Regions from separate parts of the Homo sapiens genome. Here region 1 is linked to region 2. A link is an interaction called in ENCODE POLR2A ChIA-PET data of the cell type or tissue named here. Cell type or tissue: PC-9. All regions are shown on one strand.

Evidence for each region. Peaks named below come from ENCODE experiments on the same cell type or tissue, not always from the same donor. Only the 100,000 strongest peaks of a DNase experiment are listed, where the experiment ranks them.
Region 1: POLR2A ChIA-PET joins it to region 2 with 6 read pairs; 2 of 35 experiments call an interaction of 5 or more read pairs at or near these places.

Annotation. Positions count from the first base shown.
Region 1 is chr11:129,477,674-129,480,173 of GRCh38, forward strand. No RefSeq gene overlaps it. Among named protein-coding and RNA genes, the nearest start is that of BARX2, 100 kb to the left of the region's middle. In PC-9, no CTCF peak of the experiment used is centred here; no DNase peak of the experiment used is centred here.
Region 2 is chr11:129,827,589-129,830,088 of GRCh38, forward strand. All of the region lies in intron 1 of TMEM45B (transmembrane protein 45B), which reads left to right. Among named protein-coding and RNA genes, the nearest start is that of TMEM45B, 13 kb to the left of the region's middle. In PC-9, no CTCF peak of the experiment used is centred here; DNase peaks (open chromatin) are centred at 1,053 and 2,153; H3K4me3 peaks cover 1,125 bases; H3K27ac peaks cover 2,500 bases.

The DNA.
Region 1 (2,500 bases), 350 kb before region 2:
CTAAGATTTTTTTTAATTTGTTGGTTTAAAGTTTCCACAACATATTCCTAAAATTTTTTAAATGTTTATTTGTAGTTTTTTTACATTTAAATCCTGATATTGCTTATGTATTTAAATTTTTTATAGCATCAATTTCTGCTCTGACCTTTACTATAATTTCTTTTTTTCTCTCCTGTATATGCCTATGTGTATGCAGCATCCTTTGTACCATTTCTAACTTTTTGTCTATTTAGCTTTTTAGTGTCTAGAATATCTTTCACTTAAATATATACATGTTAGGCTATGAATTTCCTTCTAAGTGCTGCTTTATCAGCACCCTATAAGTTTTAAAATATGCTAGTTTTTATTATTTAGTTTTAAATATTTTATAATTTCAATCTTTATTCACCTTTGACATGAATTATTCAGAAGTACGTTTTAAATATTAAACAAATACTTCTAGTTATGTTATCAATTTCAAAGAAATACTGATCAGGTAAGATTTTCATAACATCAATTCTTTGGATACTTGTTGATATTTGCTCTATAGTATAAGGGTGGTCAATTTTTAGAAAGATTTTGTGTGTAATTAATAAGAAGGTATTTGTCTAATTGTTAGGTGCTATTTCTTACATGTCTAACTTGTTAATTGTGTTATCCTAAACTTCTCAAATTGTAAATTTTTTTTTTCTACTTGATCTCAGTACAGCTATGTTAAAATCTCCCACTATGTCTGGGAATATCTCTATTCTTGTAATTCTGTCATTTTTAAAAATGCATTTGAAACACACTGTGATGAGCCAAATTGTGTTCTCCCCAAATTCATAAGTTGAAATCCTAATCCCCAGTACCTCAGAATGTGACTGTATTGGAAATAGGGTCTTTAAAGAGGTAATTAACTTAAAATAAGGTTAATTACATTTGGCTGAAAAACAGATACCAGGCAAATAAAATAAGATCATTAGGGTGAGCCTTAATATGACTGTTGTTTTCATAAGAAGAGGAAATTGGGATGCAGACACACACATAGAGGGAAGACCACGTGAATACACAGGGAAAAGAGTCATCTACAAGCCAAGGAGAGAGGTCTCAAAGGAAACCAAACCTGCTGATACCTTCATCTCAGACTTCTAACTTCAAGAACTGTGAGAAAATAAGTGCCTGTTGTTTAAGCCTCCCAGTCTGTAACACTTTGTTATGGAAGCCCTAGAAAACTAATATACACATGTTGTTAGACTCATAGAAGCTCAGAATTGTTAGACTTTATTTCAGAACAGTTGCTTTTTCATTCTTAAGCCCTTACCTCTTTCATCCCTTATTTTTTTTTACAGAAAGTTCATTTTTTGCAGTACAATTTGTAAATATATACTATATATAGTGACATATCTATACAAGCTTATTTTAGTATTTACCTAATATTTTTCAGCCAAATGTTAATTTTAATGTTTGTATCTTTATGATTCTGATGTGCTCATATATATATAATATATACAAGAATATAAATACATATAATATATAAGTATATAAAAATATATATTTGGATTGTTGAAATTATATATTCTTATATATTCATACGCATAATTGTAAAAATCCAAACTGACAGAAATCTACATTTAAATGAGCATATATTTTTCAGCCAACTTTAAATTTAGTCTTCCTCTGGCCTTACGGTTCAGGTAGGTTTGTTAAAAAGAATATATATACAGGCATAATAAGCATATATGCCTATTATGCCTATTACAAATAGGAAATTTGTCCATTAATACAAATTTAATCGTTTTACATTTATTGTGATTACAAATATATTTCAAGGTATTTCTCACATTTTTGTCATATTTTCTAAGCATTTGCTTCTTTCCCTCTTCCCTTTCTCTGAGCTCTATTAAATTGATCTAATTTTATCTGCGTCTGGCCCCTAGAGTCTCTGTTTCGCTGCAATGTGTACCTTGACACAAGACCTCCTTTTCTTTTTTAAATAGTGAATTGTGTGGACCAATGATGATAGTGTGTTCTTAACCAAGTATTATTATTAACCAAGCTATGTGCATAAAATAATATAAAATGTAACATGTAAACTATAAAATATAATAAACACCCATGAATTCACCACCTAGCCTAAGTAGATTGCGTCCACTGTGTGTTCCTCCCCTATTCCAATTTCTCTTCCTCCTCCCTACCCTCTTCCAGAGATTACTATCCTGAGTCTTATGTTTATCATTCCTTTTCTTCAAAAAATGCATAAATATGTATGCCTAAGCATATAATTAAATTTTGCTTTATTTGAGCTTTATTAAAATTATATCATACTCTCTATAGGCCAAATGAAAAGGGACTTGCCTTTTCATTCAACATATTTTTTCTAAGATGTGAACATTTTGTAGTGCTTAACTGTAATTCAGTTATTTTCACTACTACATGGGAATTACCATTATCTTCTATCCATTCTCTCGCTAGTGGATATCTGGGCTGTTTTCAATCTTGTCTGTTCTGCCTCTCATCCCTAGGGCCTCTGCTCTGGACC
Region 2 (2,500 bases):
AGGTCGGGAGTTTGAGACCAGCCTGACCAACATGGAGAAACCCCGCCTCTACTAAAAATACAAAATTAGCCAGGCGTGGTGGTGCGTGCCTGTAATCCCAGCTACTCGAGAGGCTGAGACAGGAGAATAGCTTGAACTGGGAGGCGGAGGTTGCCATGAGCTGAGACTGCACCATTGCACTCTAGCCTGGGCAACAAGAGCGAAACTCTGCCTCAGAAATAAAATAAAATAATTAGCCGAGCGTGGTGGTGCACACCTGTGGTCCCAGCTACTCAGGAAGCTGAGGCAGGAGGATCACTTGAACCCTGGGGGCGGAGGTTGCAGTGAGTTGAGATCGTGCCACCGCCCTCCAGCCTGGGCAATAGAGTGAGACCTTGTCTCAAAAAAAAGAAACAAAAAAGTATTATAATCTTATGGGGCCACCATCATACATGCCGTCTGTCATTAACCAAAATGTCATTATGCGGCACCTGACTGTATACAGCTGTCTACTAGATTATAAACTCCTTGCAGATAAAACTATTCATTTCATCATTATCCATTGTATTATTTCCTTAGCACCCAGAAGAATCCTGTATTTAATTGGCTCATATGGAAAATTTTAGAAAGAGAGAGACAGCAGGGCTGAGACTATCTTCTGCTCAGGAACCAAAACGAGCTGGGAGGTAACAGAATTCTTTTTCATAGTAATTGTATTCCATATCATGGTGAAATCGTGCCAGAACAAGCTTCAGACTCTTTCTGGTCTTACTCCTTCTGACCGTGCTGTTCCCAAGAACCTCCCACACAGGAAATAACAATGATGGCAGTAGCTGTCAAATTCTAAAGACGGGGATAGACTCTGGACCTCCTCAGGCCCCTGAGCCCACTGTAGAGCAGGGACGTGACTTAGTTGAAGTTCAGGACTGCGGCCACAGTCACACCACCTGTAAGCAATGGAGGACTTTCAACACAGAACTCTCTGCTTCCCCTGCATTCTGTTACTAAGCAGCTCATAGAACGTGAAGAGGTATTAACCTTGTTATTTGCAGAGTTACAAAAAGCTGAGTCAGGTAGGTTTGGCTGTATTCCAAAGCAAACCCAGACCAGAAGCCACCTGAGAGTTCCTGCCGGCAAGGACAAATTCAGAATGTAGAAAAACGATGAAAATAAATATTCTATGATCACCCTATAACCTACTTCCTTACTGACCAAACACACGTCTCATTCCCATTAACAAGTTATGCTCAGCCACTGCCCTCTCTAGGATTATGTGATGTTAAACAGTAATTCTGCCCATTTAGGGTCAGCTACTCAAAAGCAAAGAACAGCAACTTTAGGTCAAAATATGTTCTTCTAGGAGAGAAGCCTAAGTCTCTCCCCTATTATTGCACGAATAGTGTACCAGCACCAGACTAGAGAGGAAGTTAACACTTATTAAACATGTATTCTAGTCACCTGCTAGACATTTTCAGGTAAGCCTCACAGGATCCCTCCAAGGTGGTATTAATGTCCCTGTTTTAGAAGGAGGAGTACTGAGATTCACAGACATTAGAGAACTTGTCCAAGGTCTTACCAGTAAAAGTGGCAAAACCAGGACTGAACTTAGGTCTGACACTACATAGTTCATATTCTATTATGTGACTATATTCCTCCTTAAAGGAAAATTTAGGAATTCAGTTTCCTTTAGGAAGATGTAGGAAATAGAATGTACTAAAACTAAGATAACAGTTGACTTAAGTCTTTTCTAACTCAGCCTTCCTCAGGCCCATGTGTGAGTTGGTTTCTATCCTTTCCCTGAAACTCTTGGGCACATAGGAACATAATGTCTGTTTGATTTTACTTTTAAGTATATTCTTTTGGTCAGTCCCAATCTGACAAAATTTTAAGATTTAATGCATTCTATCCATGCAAGAGAATTACATGTGGTTTTGCTTGTAAAGAAGGTGGGAATGATATAGGGTAAAGAGAGTAAGTGACATTATCTAGTTCACTCCCACCATATGGATGATTGGCTGCAAGTGCCTCTCAGCCTTTGCATGTGTTATTTGCTCTGACTAGAACTCTGCCCACACTACCTGACTAATGCCTGTGTGTTTTTCCAGGAAGCTTTCATGACACTACCCTCTATAATCTTTCTCCTGTTTCCTCCAGGCTGAATAGGAATCCTCCCTTTGTTTTCATTGTTATTAGTGTTCTCTGTATACTCTAGTAAAGTATTTTTATATGAATCATAATAGTTTAATTAATCAGCCTTCTGATTCACAGTTTAAGCTGGTTATAGGCAAGGTCCTTCTGTAAAGAGTTGATGAAATCTACTTTTAAGAGTAGAAAGATAGACAAGATGCCAAGACAATTCAATAGGGAAAAAGAATAGTCTTATTAACAAATGGCTGGGACACTTGGATATTCACATGTGAAAGAATAAAGTTGGATCCCTACCTCACACCATATACAAAAGTTAAGTCAAAATAGATCAGAGGTCAGGTGCAGTGGTTCACACCTGTAATCCCAGCACTTT